2 separate regions of the Homo sapiens genome follow, and region 2 is linked to region 1. A link is a loop called in an ENCODE intact Hi-C map of the cell type or tissue named here. Cell type or tissue: heart right ventricle. All regions are shown on one strand. Each heading gives the region's core, and the rest is flanking DNA. Links, peaks and the distances in the headings are about the cores only.

What was found. A loop is a pair of places that touch in the nucleus more often than their neighbours do. Peaks named below come from ENCODE experiments on the same cell type or tissue, not always from the same donor. Only the 100,000 strongest peaks of a DNase experiment are listed, where the experiment ranks them.
Region 2: a loop joins it to region 1, with 7 times the contacts of the local background. A loop is called at or near these places in 2 of 110 quality-filtered maps.

The regions. Positions count from the first base shown.
Region 1 is chr4:54,331,063-54,339,665 of GRCh38, reverse strand. It overlaps LINC02283 (long intergenic non-protein coding RNA 2283), which reads right to left and starts at 6,774. Exons shown (of 2, transcript NR_147160.1): 1 at 6,732-6,774. In heart right ventricle, for the core only: no CTCF peak of the experiment used is centred there; no DNase peak of the experiment used is centred there; H3K27ac peaks cover 1,359 bases.
Region 2 is chr4:54,403,152-54,410,631 of GRCh38, reverse strand. No RefSeq gene overlaps it. Among named protein-coding and RNA genes, the nearest start is that of LINC02283, 74 kb to the right of the region's middle. In heart right ventricle, for the core only: no CTCF peak of the experiment used is centred there; no DNase peak of the experiment used is centred there; H3K27ac peaks cover 1,599 bases.

The DNA of each region.
Region 1 (8,603 bases), core at 1,559-6,558:
CCCTATTAGGCCACTGTTTGCTCAGTTCTTGGTGTACCTGAGAGCCCCCAAAAACAGCTTGTTGACATCTCTTAAATTGAACCTGCATTTTTGGTGCAGTAGGAATTATGTGGGCTGGGGAACCACTGAGAACTGAAGAAGGAATCCTAACACATCCATTTGTGAACTGTGTCACTGTGGGCGCAGTATTGAACCACTTGCACCCTTGATCTTCTCATCTTTCACATGGGGATGGCCCTACCTACCTCACAGGACTATGGTAAGGTTGAGATGAAATCACACATGTAAAGCACCTGGGAGGAAGCTTGTCCTTAACCAGTATTAATATTCCACCCAGAACCCCACCCGAACCCCCTTCTCCATTCCACCAGTTCCTCCGTCTCATCCCTGCCCCCACCTCATAAACGACAGCAGTGGCTTCTCTAACATCTTAGGATTCTGAGTTTGAATAAATTACTAATATTTTTATTTGATTTGATGTTCAAAGTCTCTGACCAAAAGTGAACAATTTAATTATTTTATTTTATTCTATTTTATTTGAGACAATGTCTCCCTCTGTTGCCTGGGCTGAAGCTTAGTGGCGCAATTATGGCTCACTGCAGCCTCGAGCAATCCTCAGGCTCAAGCAATCCTCCCACCTCAACCTCCCAATTAGTGGAGACTACAGGCATGCACCACCATGCTTGGCTAATTTTTTAAAAAAATTTTTAGAGATGGGGTCTCACTATGTTGCATTATGTTGTCTCACTAGGCTGGTTTTGAACTCCTAGACTCTAACGATTCTCCTACCTCAGCCTTCCAAAGTGCAGAAATTATAGACCTGAGCCACCACACTCAGCCTGAAGGTGAACAGTTTACAAGTCAAGGAGAGAAATTGTCCTTTCTGTGATATTGCCAGACTCCCCCTGGCTGAAGATTACTATATCAGCCCTGTGAGTGATAATCAGGCTGTTTGGGCCAACAGCCTCTCAAATGAAACTTCTCTCTGGTTTGAAAAGAGCTTTTTTTGGGAGGAATGCCCACATGAATATATGGTTTTCTGTACTGAACATCTATCAACAACAGTGAAATTAAGTCAAGAAATTTTTAGCTATTTACAAAGTCATAACTGAAATTTGTGTTACCATTCCTTTCTATTTGCGGTCATTTAATGCATGAGTTCGTGATGAAGTTATGACCAAATACGACTTGAATTCATGATTTGTTTGGAGGGGAGGGGGCAGATTTTGCTCAACATTTATTACAGTATTCATTCAGTGAGATTTTATTTAGCACTTGCTGCATGCCAGGTGATGAAACAAGTACTGCAGATTAGGGCCAAATAAGGAAGACATGGTTTTAGATTCAGAAGCTTCCAGTCTAAAGTAAAGACAGACAAGAAACAAAAGACAATAAACAAAAATGTTACATAAATTACTGTATATTGTGAAATTATGATAAGAGCCACAAAGGAGGAGAGGAATGCCTTGATTGTATTTGTGTCTGGGGTACCTAACCTAGAGAAATGGGTGAAGTTTAAACTAGACTCTCAGAAATGACTAGTTAAAAAAAGAGTGGCAGATTGTATTTTCCAAAACTAGTCACAACCATAGTCTGCCCCACATGCCCTTCTGGAACCTGCCCCTCCTCCATCAAGTGCCAGAGTCCATGTCCCTTCCTTCTGTCCCTGGACAGATCTTTGTGACTGCTTTAACCAAGAAAGCATATTTGAAATGATGTCGTTTAACTTTGGAGGTAGGTCATAAAAGGTGATGCAGCTTCCAATCAGCCTCCTCTCCTAGAAGCTCACCCTCGGAACCCAGCCACATGGACAGGCCCCTGTGGAATGAACTGAGACCCCAGGCCTAAGCCGTGGCTGAGTTGACAGCAGCAGATTTTTAGCCACATGAGGGAACTGCCTTGAGGGGATGCTGTGACCCTTAGTCAGTCCACCCTAGGTGATGCTGCATGGAGCAGACGAGCCTTCCCTCCAATCCCTGCGAATTGCAGCTGCGTGAACAAAATAAATGATTACAGTTGTTTTCCAACACTAAGTTTGGGGTGGTCATTTATATAGCAATAGGTAAACAGAAGACAGAGTACACAATGAGAGTGACAGACTGGAGGCAGGAAGAGCTTCACCTGTCCAAGGACATGAAAAGAAGCCAGTGTGACTGGAGCACAATGAGCAAGGGAGGTTGTGCAGTAAAAGGAGACAGAAGGGGCTGGAGGAGGCAGGCCAAGGCATCCTTGGAGGCAGGGCTACCAGTCAGCTAATATACAATGGGCTGGATGTACAGAGTGCAAAAATATCAGTTCCTGTCACTCCCACAGCACACGGCAGCTCCTCCAGACTTGTGCCGCTTTTGTCACACCCATCACCAGCCCCACCGTGTCCCACCTGAGGTGCCAGGACCAGTAGGCAGGAGTCTCTCCTCTGAGTTGCTACTTTCTGGCCCCACCTCTTCCCTTTTAATTGCTTCAGTCCTAGGAATGGTAGCTGCTTCCTGAAGTTATTCATATCCAGGCATCTGTGTAACAGATTTCCTGATTACCCTTGTGTTTGAAATACCTAGGGTGATTTTTGTTTTCTAAACTGAATGCTGACAACAAATAGGATGACACTTCCCGACTCCCTGCTGCTGTGGCCCTTCTCAGAAGCCCCTTGGACTCCCTGGGATTAAAGAGGTGACACCAGCACCACAGGCACCCATCTCCAAATCTTGCTCCAGCACCGAAATTAACATCAGTTCTAATTGGTTTGTGCTTCTGCTGTATAGGGGAGTAAATATTTTGAATATCATCCCCCTGCAGAATATGGAAATAATTTTAAACTTGATTCTAAATCTAATGAGAGGCTACTAGAAGATTGTAGACAGTGGCCTGACATAATCAAATGTACATTTTAAAGGATTACTTTGACTACTGTATGCTGAATATACTGGAAAGAGGGCAAAAATGAATGTTAAGAGTCTAGTTAGGAAGTTATTATACCTCCTAACTAAAGTGAGAAATAATAGTGGCCTAGACTAAGCTGATGAATGTGGGCATAAGAATACAGGTTCTGGCCGGGCACAGTGGCTAACGCCTGTAATTCCACCACTTTGGGAGGCCAAGGTGGGTGGATCACGAGGTCGGGAGATCAAGACCTTCCTGGCTAACACGGTGAGACCCCATCTCTGCTAAAAATACAAAAAATTAGCTGGGCGAGTTGGCGGGCACCTATAGTCCCAGCTACTCAGGAGGCTGAAGCAGGAGAATGGCATGAACATGGGAAGCGGAGCTTGCAGTGAGCTGAGATCGTGCCACTGCACTCCAGCCTAGGTGACAGAGCGAGACTCTGTCTCAGAAAAAAAAAAAAAAAAAAAAAAAAAAAAGAATACAGGTTCTGCTAATCCAGTTTAGGTCATCAATAACCTTGCTTTTTTCTCTCTGTCTCTCTCCCCTACATGAAATATAAAGATTGATCTATAAAGGCTATAAACTGGCAAAGCGTAAGAAAAAAATATTTTAAGAGACAGATTGGGTGACTATCACTGCCAAGGGTCAAGACCAATTAAAATGGAAACAAGTCTCACAGCCTCCCTAATTTTTATCGACTATTAGCTGGCTTCGCACACCAGAAAGCATTCCAAGGAAGGTGTAAGTACTTCCTTCCCCACTCTTCCCCCTAGGAAACTTGTCCAGCATGTCAGTAACCAGGTCTTGCTCTACAAGGTGACAACCATCGCTGCCCAGGCCAATGTTAGTAATTCTCCATATTTGCAATATCCTCAGAGCCCGATTCTTTTCTTCTTTCAAGAATAACTACTGTCAGAATTGCCTAGATGATTCTCCAGGCTCCATTGTTCACCCACCTCCTGTCCCTCACCCCCTTTTAGAGTTCCTGCACAGCTCTGGCATCTACTTCTAATCCAGAAGCTTCCAGAAATGTCTTTCTGAACTACTAGGACCTTCTTGAGAACTTGGGACCTGAGTTCTTTATGGAGGGCCTTCAAGGGTAGATATCGAAATGTGTTGAAAAGAACAAGAGGCTTGAATGAATAGCTATGTGATGCTGGGAGAGTAACAGACCTCTCTTAGCCTCTGTTTTCTCACCTGAAAATAGAGAAAACCATCCCTACCTGCCTGGGCTTTTAGGCAGTTCAAATACCTTTACCAAAGCTGTACCTAGCTCACATTAGTTGCCCAATAAATAAATCATCTCATTAAAATAAAAAGAATACAGGTTCTGGACAGATTTATGAGGTAAAGCAGACAGTATCTGGGGACTCATTGAATGTGGGGATGAGAAGGAGGCCGCCATCAAGAAACACCCTAAGGTTTCCGGTGTGAGAAACTTGGGGCATGGACTTCATTTGCTGATAGAAAACTCAAAGAAGCAGGCCGAGGAATGGGTCATAAATTCCATCTGGGCCATATTTGGGTAAACGACTATGAGTCATCCAAAGGCAAATGTTGAATATATGATTTTACACATAGATTTGAAGTATGGAAGACAGAAATCTTTGCAAGAAATAAAAATTTCCAAGTTATCAGACTGTAGAGATGGTATGTAGAGCCTTGGAAATGGGTAAAATAATCTAGGAAGTGACTGTGGAGAAAGAGAGGAGAGTCCAGGTCCAGGATTATGCCATGAAGAAGACCCAGGAAAAATGAAGGAAGGAAGGAAGGAAGGAAGGAAGGAAGGAAAGAAGGAAGGAAGGAAGGGAGGGAAGGAGGGAGGGAGGGAGGAAGGAAGGAAGGAAGGAAAAAAGGAAGGAAGGAAGGACAGGAAGTGTGGTGTGGAAGGAAGGTAGGATTTGTTTTTTCTTTCTTATTTTTTGTAGAGACAGGGTGTTGCTATGTTGCCCAGGCTGGTAGTGAACTCCTGACCCCAACTGATCCTTCTGCCTCTGTCTCCCACACTGTCAAGACAACAGGCATGAGCCACAGTGCCTGGAGAGTAGGATTTTCAATTGGAAATTTCAGGAAGGCATTGGGATTGCTGCACTATCCTTGGCCCATATTTTCAGTCTCATTCCTGCCTTAGTCCTTAGTATTCTAAAGGTTGAAATGGCAGGGAAGATGGTGACATGGAGAGAACTCTTTGGTTCAGACAGACCTGAGCCAGTTCCCAAACAAGTCTCAGCTGCTCTCCCACTGTGTGACCAAAGTAAGCCTTCTTTTTTCCCACTTTCAGCCTCTATTTCCTTTTTTCTCTCTCTTTAAAAAAAAAAAAAATTGTTGTAGAGATGGGAGTCTCACCATTTTGCCCAGGCTGGTCTCAAACTCCTGGCTTTAGGTAATCCTCCTTCCTCGACCTCCTAAAGTGTTGGGATTACAGACATGAGCCACTGTGCCCAGCCCATTTTCTTTTCTGTTTATCAGCATTAAAAGAGTATTGTAAAAATAAAATAACTTGATGTGTATAGATATATTGATATACATTCAGATATATATCTGAAATATATATAGCTATATATCTAATATATATAAAACATATATAAATTGCTATCTATCTCTAGATATACCTACATCCACAAATATCTATATACATCTATATATATATCTATACATATCTATAGATAGATGGCAATTATATACAAGATTTGCATAAAGTTCTCAGCACATGGCAGATACTATACTAATGTTGGCCTGTCACACACACACATACGCAAACACACTCCTGACCACCCTCCTTCTTTCACACTTAAGAAAATAAGAACCAGCTGATTTAAAAGATAATCCTCCACCAGCACTCATGCCTGAAGAATTGGTACTTTCAGAGCCTGAGAAGCCTTTTCAGCCAGCCAGAAGACAGAACCCATACTGTGCGGCTCCCCAGCTCATGGCTTGCATCATGCAGATGCCCACAAACCCTTCATTCAGACATTGCTGAGGCTGGGATTGGGCAGCCACACAGGCAGCAAAGAGCCAGATCTTGCATGTACTGAGACCCTAGAGAGAATTTCTGTAGGTTTTGTTGTTGTCTTGTCCTCTGGGAAGGCTGCTCTTGACTTTCTGGCAATAAATAGAAAAATATAGATAGATGGTAGATAGATAGATAGATAGATAGATAGATAGTTAGATAGATAGGCAGATATCAATTTAGAACATATATGGTCCCCAGGTTTCCCCACTGGATATCCAAATTGGCCTCACTGCATCTGTAATTTAGAAATGATGTTACTCCTAAGGCATTGGGCACAGCAGCTAGGAGGCCAGATACCTCCACTCCAAATACTCTGTCCTGGCAGCCCCCCATTTCAAATGTCCTGTAAGGCTGTGTATCAGGCTCTGTGTCCTGGTTTGGAGCTTTGAAAATATGGTCACCATTTAGAGACATAGGCAAAAGTAAGACATTCTCTTTTTTCCTCCAACTTAAAAGGAAATTATTTGTTACCAAAAAAAAAAAAAAAATTATAACAAGCAACATGACCAGACATTTTATGGAAAGAAAAATTTACCCCTGAACCCTGACATACCAAGAAATCAAAACGTTTTCTTTTTTTGTCATGCCCTTCACCATTCCTAATTTGTGAAATATTTATTATTGTAGCATTAAACAAAAACAAAACGAAAAAAAAAACAGGCAGTGCCAAAGCTGTGTGAGCTCCCAGACCTGCACTCTCCCACCGTCTTTTCCAACTCCTCTACCCAGATACATAGAAGCAAACCATGGGAGGCCTTCTTCTGCTACCCAGCCCACCTGCAGATGGCCCAAATGAAACCCCCCAAACCCTCAATCAATCAAATTTTGCAAACATTACCTACTGCGTGTTCAGCTCTCTTCTAGACACAGAGCAGGGTGAGGAGAAGGGATGTAAGAAAGAAATAGAAGACCTGGTCCTTACTCTCTGGGGCGTTGCCATGGCAACGGGAAGGGGGTGCTGCAGAGGGGGTGGAAAAAGGGCACAATTACCAAGAGAGGCCAGGGCCTAACTGGAGTTCTTGCCCCGTTTCATGTGTGCAGGATGCAGCTGCCTTCTTTGTCCTTTGTGAATGAAGCCACTGATTGTAGCTTCTGAGGCAGTTTCCCAAAAGTGTCATGAGAAAGAGGCAAGATGTTAATGTGTTAAGCAGAAAAAAACAATTCCATGGCCAGATGAGTTGGGGATGTGAGGGTTAAAGAAAAACAAACAGGTTTCTTTCTCCAGATCTCAAAGCATTTACTCTACTCACAGGCAGTGTGAATCTCAACGAGGGCGCGGAAGCCTGCTGCATTTCCCAAGCTTGCGCGGACACAGGGAGGAACACCTTGAGGATCCAGCATCTAAGAAACATACTTTGGAAAATGCAGCTCCAGAATATTCTCTTTTGTGTCTGCTCAAGGACCGTATAGCATATTCTCCCAGATATTTCTAGGCCAAAGGAAGTCATTCCCTCCCCTTCCTTCTCATGCCTGGAAAATGGTAGAATTGAAGAGAAATCCATGGTTGGGCTGGAGGGCTCCCTGTACACAGAGGCTAGGGTGGGGGTGGGGGGCTTGGTGCAGAGAAGGGAGAGAAGGCAACGGACCCAATAAGAGACACCAATTATGGAGGACTTTTGCTGCTTCCAGCACTGGGCTTGCAAGGGAATTATTGAGTAACACCTGCAGTTGCAACCAAGACGGAGGTCAGCTCCTAAACAGAAGGCTCCACGACTCAGTTTCATGGTCACTTTCCTGACATGCAGTAGAAATCCCAGGCTTTTCCTGTTTCCTTTTCTTTGTGAATCCCTTCTCCAGTGTCTATGGGAGTGAGGCGGATGAAGTCACAAAGGCTCTGAGGTTCAGCCTTCTAGGATTACTTAGGCTGTTCAGGTCCCTCCACTTCCTCCCCAAGCTTCCTCCTCTAATTTCCTTAGGCCACTCCATTCTTCCATCCTCTAGTGCAATGGTTCCCAACCTTGGCTGCACATTAGAATCATCTGGAGGTTTTCTGTATGTGGTTGTTTTAATCTCAGTGGCCAAACCTCGTCTCAAATGGATGAAATCAGAAAGTCTAGGACTGAGACTCAGGCACCAGCATTTTTATGGCTTCCCAGGTTATTCCAATTTGCAACTTTAAAAACCGTCCAAGGGTAGAATTCTCTCATTTAGCAACATTGGTCTCCCAGGAAGCAGGTTCCTTTTCATCGGAAACCCAACTCATTCTTTTTTTAAGCCAAAACTCTTCCCTCTAGAGTACCCAAATTCTAATTTACTGGTGTCTCTCATTTATGACCAGATAATTTTCTGGAACCATCATGTTCTGTGCTCTAGGGGATCCAGCTTCACTTCAATTTCTCTGAGCATCTCCACAGTCCATTACTGAGTGTAGTTCAAAGGCAGAACACAGTGCCTACTTCCAACAGGCTAACTGCTAATGAGCATTGGCTCTCCATCATTCTTGCCAATTCTCATGTTCTTTTACTACCCCCAATTTCACCATCTTGGTGCCATTAACCCACATTTCTGCTAGGCTAGAAGTAACTCTCCCCACCCACTCCAGACACTCATCTCCTACCATTTCTCTTCTCAGAGAAGCCTAAGTCCGTAATATAACTCCCCTGCAAGGTTTCAGTCAGTGCTTAGAAGGCTGCAGTGGGCTTCTCTCTGGAATCTCGGGAGATGAACAAAAAATGTCACCTCAGCTAAAATTGAAACTAACGGAATCAAT
Region 2 (7,480 bases), core at 1,665-6,664, 71 kb before region 1:
TCCCTGTAATCCCAGCTACTCAGGAGGCTGAGGCAGGAGAATTGCTTGAACCTGGGAGGCAGAGGTTGCAGTGAGCCGAGATCACACCACTGCACTCCAGCCTGACCAACAGAACAAGACTCTGTCTCAAAAAAAAAAAAAAAAAAAAATCTGGTTTAGTTACATTAATGTCCATAAAGTAGCCTTTAAAGCAAAATTTATTACTGGAGAAAAAAATGAGCCATTACATGATAATAAAATATAATTTAATTAAGAAAAGACAATGGTTCTAAACTTATATGCACCTAATAATAGAGCTTCAAAATGTGAAAAACAGAAATTGATAGAACTGCAAGAAGAAAATGATAAAAGAACCATATTGGAAAAGTTTTACATACCTATTTCAATGGTTGATAGATCAGACAGACAAGAAAGTTCAGAAAGTCTATATAACATTTGAGTAACATAATTAACAAGCATGATCTAATGGACCTATATACAGCACTGCATTCAACATTTCAATAATTCAAATTCTTTTCAATCTCTCAGGGAATATATATGAATATTACTTCCATAAAAGACCACTAAGAACATACCAACAATTTCAAAAAATGAGTACCATATAGGCCATCTTTTCTAATTACTAAGTAACTAAATGTGGAACTGATAATAAGATCATTTTTAAAAGCCATAAACATGAACATTTTAAAACATCTTATCATAACATATAAATGTTTATACCTCTGAGTTTCAAAAAGTCACAGTGTAGGAAGACCCCTTGAAACTATTGCTATGGAATAAAAGATGAAATGCTCCTGATTATCGTAAATACAAAATTGCATGAGGATTGTGTAGACAACGCCAGGCTGGACTGCCAGGATGAGCCAACAGCATGTGATGTGCTTCCCCCTGCAGAGAGCCTATGAATGGATGTGCGATCAGGGAGGTTTCACATCACCAAGATTCCTGTCCCAAAAAAGCAGATGTTCATAGCTCTGGGAATGGAATGCGACCCTTGTGGAGAGCCTATAAATGGATGCATGGGGGGCGGGGCGCCTGTCCCTATGGATAAGATAGGGTTATAAACGCCCTCATCTTGCCACAGCTCTTCTAGGCCTCTTTAGGGTTAAAGCATACTCCCTTCTGAGAATTTCTGGTCTAACCGGTTGCCTAGCTTCACATCCTGTTTCCATGGATTGTTTGTAACCAGCTTTTGTTGCAATTGTTACTGCTGATTAACATCTTGCTAATCATAGGTTATGGAAAGATTGTGTTTCTGTTTTAAGGCTCTGTTAGAAATTACTGATGCACACACTATATTGTAAATTCTTATCTCTGTATACTGTACTTTTACATACAAATGTACTGTACTTCTACATACAAATGTTATGTTAAAGAATTACTTCATCCCCATGTGACCATCTCACCTCATAATCAAATGACCCTAAATCCCTCACTAACCTACCCCGCCCTCACTAAACTTAATAATAAATACTGGTATATCCAGTGTATTGCTGGCACTGCAGGACCAGAAGGCAGTGACCCCCCTGGAACCAGCTTTCACTATCTTGTGTGTGTCTATTATTTCTCAACCTGCTGATCCACCTGGGAACAAAGAGAGAGACCCGTTGCATTGTGGGCTGCTGGCCAGATCCCGCAATATCACAGAAATAGTTATTCAGTCTAATTCCATTTATATAAATTCAAAAACAAGCAAAACTGAAAATATATTGTTCAGAGATATATTTTTGTGTGGTAATAACTGTACAGAAAACAGGAACGAATAACTATAAAATTTAGAAAAGTGACTACCACCAGTGAAAGGATGAGGGATGTGATTAAGGAGGAATACAGAGGATTCAAATATATTGAAGTATTCTCTCACTTAAATTGTGTGATGAGTGCAGAGGTGTTTCATTTATAACATTTGTTCAATGCTTTCATGAGAGAGAGATCTAGCACCCGATATACCCAATATGATCTAACATGCGATGTGTATGTAGAACATATACTTAGAGAATATATACACACCTTATTTACTGTATCTTGTGGTAGACTTATTACAAAACAGGCCTAATTTTTGCTATTCCTGTATATTCTCCTTTTGCAATGTAAATCTGCAGCTCCTCCCAATAAGTCAATTTTCTTACTTCTTGAAACTCTTACTCTCAAGCAATACATCTTCCCATTTGTTTTTCATAATAAGCAGCCATTTTCCATTGGCCTTAATTAGCATTCCCTTTTCTTGAATTTATGCAATTTTCCCTGTACCCTCATGACCTCCTTAAAAATTAGGCATCCTGGCCTCCATTTTTTCACATGTAAATTGTCTGGCTTATAGCTCTTATTTTAATTATTTTATTAATAACTCTTGAAGCTACCTAAAGGTATCTGCCGTCTTAAATAAAGAATACTTGAAAACCCTAATAGAATTCACCCACCAAGGGAGAAAAAAAAGAAAAAAAAAAAAGCATGTGGGCTGGAGAAGAATTTGGGGAAGGTAGATCTCAGAGTTGAAACCCAAAAGCAATTCATTTCTATCAGTGGCTCCTTAAAAATAGACCTGACCCAGTGTTCAAGTTTATTATTTTTTAGAGGAGGAAATGAGAGGGAAACTATCCTTCTTTAAACAGGCTATGTAAAAAGATTTTTTAAAATAAGGAAATGCCACACAGACGTTTCTCTGCACAGGACTGCTGACTTCGAAGACTTGTCCCTTGGCTCATGTTCATGTAAATTATTTTTGTAAAGACACGTACTGTTATAAAAACAGAGGTGTTTTTCGTGCTTCCCCTTTGCAGTTAATGGCCAAAAATCTTAAAATAACAGGATTGAGCTCCAAGCTGAAACCTAAACATGGCAAAACATGTAAATCCTCAGGCTATATCTGATACAGAGCTAATTAAACAACTCAGGGATTTCCTTCATGAGAAACGACAAGCTTTATCTACCTGCCTCACTCATCAGTAACGGGAAAGGGAAGGGGGGGTACTGAATTGGGATGAAATGTTCTACTAAACATGACATACCTCCAGAAGCAATCTTTCCCCCAACCCCCCATGTAGGGCACTAATAAATTTGAGGACTCACATTTCAACAACAACATTTTAAAATAATTTTTTTATTTTAGAACATCATTAGATGTACAGTAAAATTGTGAAGATGCTGTAGAGAGAGTTCCCACATACTGCCCCCCACCCTACAGCTTCCCTATTATTAGCACTGTATGTTAGTGTGGTACATCGCTTATCATTAGTGAACCAAAATCAATATGTCATTAACAAAAGTCCTCACTTTTTCAAATTTTCTCATTCTTCCCTTAATATCCTTTTTCTGTTCAAGGATCCCATCCAGCATCTCATGTTACATTTAAAGCTCACGTCTCTTTAGGCTGCTCTAGATTGTGACAGTTTCTTAGACTTTCCCTGTTTTTCATGACCTTGATAGTTTTAAAGACTACTGGTATTTTGTAGAACATCCCTCAGCTGGAATTTGTCTAATATTTTTCTCACAATTACACTCAAGTTATGTGTTTGGGGGAAGAATATCACAGAGGAAAATGCCAATCTCATAAAGTGTCATTTTTTAAATCCCATTTTTCTTTTTTCTAAAGTAGATATGAGCAGGTAGGAGTGAACATGTACAGAAAAAAATGACTTACGGAGGAATAAATCAAAATGTCACCCATATCACAGGGAGGTGGCCCTCTCTTAGCAGAGTCAGAATATGCCTCCATCCCATATTACAGCTGCTACTTGGTCAATCATCAAACCTGAAAGAAAGCCAGGGAGCAAGTCTGCAAGGGAAGAAGGATGAAAGATTTGTTACAAGAATCATTTCTACTTCAAAGAAAAACCTTCAAGCATAATGGGACCACCAGAGTGTTCCTCTCTTCTTTCTTTCTCTGTCTGCCTGTCTTATGTCTCTCTCTTTCCCCTTGTTTCATTCATTCATTCATTGTTTTATCCTCTCAACTAGTATTATTGAGTGCACTGAAAAATTGAATAGACACCAAAACATCACCCCTATCCTCAAGGTACTTACTTTCTAATGGGATAGAGGTAACTGGTAACAAATAAATGTCAAGAAGAAAAATAAAACAGGAGAAAGAATAGATCTGGGTGGAGAAAAGGGGATTTTTCTGTCTTAAGGAAGGGAAAACTTTCCCTCTACCCTTTAACGGTTTGGTAATTGAGTCTGAAATAAATTGGCAGTAGGCAGATTAGCAGGAAAAAAGAATAAAGATGTATCATGTGCATGGGGAGATCACAGGGAAAAAAAATGAATATCCACCAACCCACTGAGATGTAGATGCTTACGTACGCTCTTCACAGGGGAGAGAGGTTGGGGATGTAGGCAACTTAGGGGAGCAGAAATAATTTCTGGAAAAGATGAATAGGCCCTCCGAAGAACAGGTGGTATCCTGTGACGAAGTCTATCTGGGTGTGGGGTCAATCCTCAGTCTCCTCTCCTGGGAGGCGAGTTGAATCTTCCCTAGTTGATGAGATTCCTTGGGAGGGGACTCATGACAATTGAGATCTTTTTGAAGGATCTGTCTTGAGGCAGACAAAGTTCAGAGAAAAGCCCCTCAAGGCATTTGCTGTTCCCCAAGTGCCCTGAGTTTGAAGTCCAAAGTGGCATATTTGGGGGTGGCATTTCCTGAACGCCTTCACTATTTTAGAGAGTGGTCAGGGAAGTCTTCTCTGATGAGAAGACACCTAAGAAGGGATTAAGGTTCCAGACAGAGGAAATGGCAAGGGCAAAGGCCCTGAGGTAGGATTTGAGGTCTTAAGAGGTGTTTTGGAGAGATGGGGCAGTGACAGATCATGTAGCATCTTGGAGATGGAGATGGTTTAGATGGAAAACCACTGGTGGCTTTTTAGATGAAACAGTGTTATAATCCGAACTAGGTATTTAAAAGATTACTTTGGCTTTGGTTTGGTGATTTGTTTAGGAATAGGAGAGCTGGTGGTGTGTCTTGGTAGGAAAACTTCTTAGGAGATAATTACATTAGGCAAGGCAACAGAAGACCACCAATTGAACCAAGGTGATAGCAATGGAGGTGGAAAGGCGTAGGTAGATTTTGTATATAATTTGAAGGAAGAAAAAAGGGATGTGCTAATTAATTGCATACAAAATGTGAAAGAGTTTCCAGGTTTCACACACGTGAAACTATTCACTACTAAAAAAATAGAAAGTACATTACTTCACCCAAATTTTCAGCCTTTACATACGTCGAGATCTGACAAATTCTCACATGTACACTCTGAGGAAATAATGGAAAGGAAGACTTTTTTCATTTATTTCTCTTTTCAGTTCTCTCCTTTCTCCCCCAAAAGTCATCTACTCTAATATACTTATATTTTTAAACATGCTCGTATCCTTGTTAAATCCATTGTGTTATTTTATGTATATTGTATTTCTAATTTACCAAGACATTGACTTCAATATCTTTTTTTTTCAACCTAACACTGTGGTTTTAGGATCTGTTCATATTGATGTTTGTACATCTAGTTCAAAGATTTTCCTTACTGTGCAGTAATACAGTATCTATAACCTTACTGATGAATATCTAGGTTGTGCACAAATTCGTGCTATTACATCACTTTTAGAAATATCCATGTACAGATTGCATTATGGGCCTCTTTGTGGGTATCTCTGTGATAAGGAATCAATAATTCTCTACTCCTATTCACATCTTTTACTTTTTTTATTTTTGGAGTTACTCATATTCTAGATACTAATCCCAATCAATTAATCACTTATTACATTTATTTCCAGTCTGTCACCCATCTGTTAACTTTATCTATAGTTTGTTCTATTTGAACTGAAATATTTAATTTCAATGTGGTCAAATAATGTTATTTTTTTAAAAAAATCCTTAAAGTTTATAGAGTTCAGAAGAATCTCAAGAAAGGACTTAGACTCCTGGTGGGAATGTGACACAGTAAAAAGAGCATGTTTTAAACTGGCAAGTTGAATTTCCATTGACTGGGGTATGATGTGAAAAACATCAGTATTGTAAATTTCATCCACTTATGGAGTTAGTTATGTTCCACCCTATTCATCTTCCATCTCCACACTTTCTCCCTTGAGGGGTCATATACTTACTCTCTTATTCATTCCGCAGACTCTAGCCAAGACCTCTTTTAAAATTCTAGACTCACATTTTCAACTGCCTGATCGAGGGTGAAGTAGAAATATGTGTTTCCCTTGCCTGTCATTTCTTCTCCTTTCTTCTGACCAACAGAATATAATTACAGCAGTAAACACTTAAATACCACTAATTACATAACAGATTTTGTTTCTGTGCTTTACAAATATAAATTCTTACATTAACCTTGTTTTAACAACCCTGTGACGCCACACTCTTATTATTCCCATTTTATTGATGAGAAAACTGAGGCTCAGAGAAATTGTGACCTGTCCAAGATGATACAATTAGTATGTGGTGGAGCCAGAATATGTCTTTTTTTTTCCTGTGGGGAACCAATTACATATTTCAGGAGTGGAGTTGACACCACACCCCAGGGATATCACCCAGGTCCCCCAGTACGTGATTGGTTCAAGGTTAGTCACGTGATCACACTGAACCAATCAAAGTCCCTTTATGGATGCATTTTTGTCTGAGCCCTGGGGAAATTCTCTATTTCTGCTAATGAAATTGTATTGGTGTGTGAGGCTGCCAAGGGGCTATTATGCTATCCACACAAAAGAACCTGAGGACAGAAAGAGACTGATACCTGATGACATCATTTGAGTTCCTGGATCCAGTTACGACAGGGGCCAGTATGAACCTGGACATTTTGGTTTTGTGAGCCCATTAATTCCCTCTTTTCCTTAACCTACTTTGTATTGGGTTTCCTTTACATGTATTCAAAACAAGTTCTCTCTACTATCAATAACCTACAAGCACTTTTGTCCGGTCCTTGTTGTCACTTATCTTTTTTTTTTTTTTTTTTTTTTTTTGAGACGCAGTCTCTCTCTGTCGTCCAGGCTGGAGTGCAGTGGCTCGATCTCGGCTCACTGCAATCTCTGCCTCCCGGGTTCAAGCGATTATCCTGCCTCAGCCTCCTGAGTAGCTGGGATTACAGGCGACTGCCACCACGTCCAGCTAACTGTTTTTTTGTATTTTTAGTACAGGCGGGGTTTCACCATTTTCTTCAGGCTGGTCTCGAACTCCTGACCTCGTGATCCACCCGCCTCGACCTCCCGAAGTGCTGGGATTCCAGGCGTGAGCCACGGCGCCTGGCCACTTATCATTTAAATAGGCTTCTCTAATGAGGGAAATTCCCACATTATGAATTCAGCCTCATCAATGCAGAATTCAGAACCCAAATTCCAGCTGCTTTGGCAGCTAGGAGGCAGGCATGTGACCCAGGCTCTAGCAACCATCTGACTGTCTGCACACTGGGTCCCACATGTGCATGCAGCCTCCATCTTTGCGGATGCAGGTAGCAGCTGATGAGTTCAGCTTTCAGGAGCGGCAGGGGTTACAAAT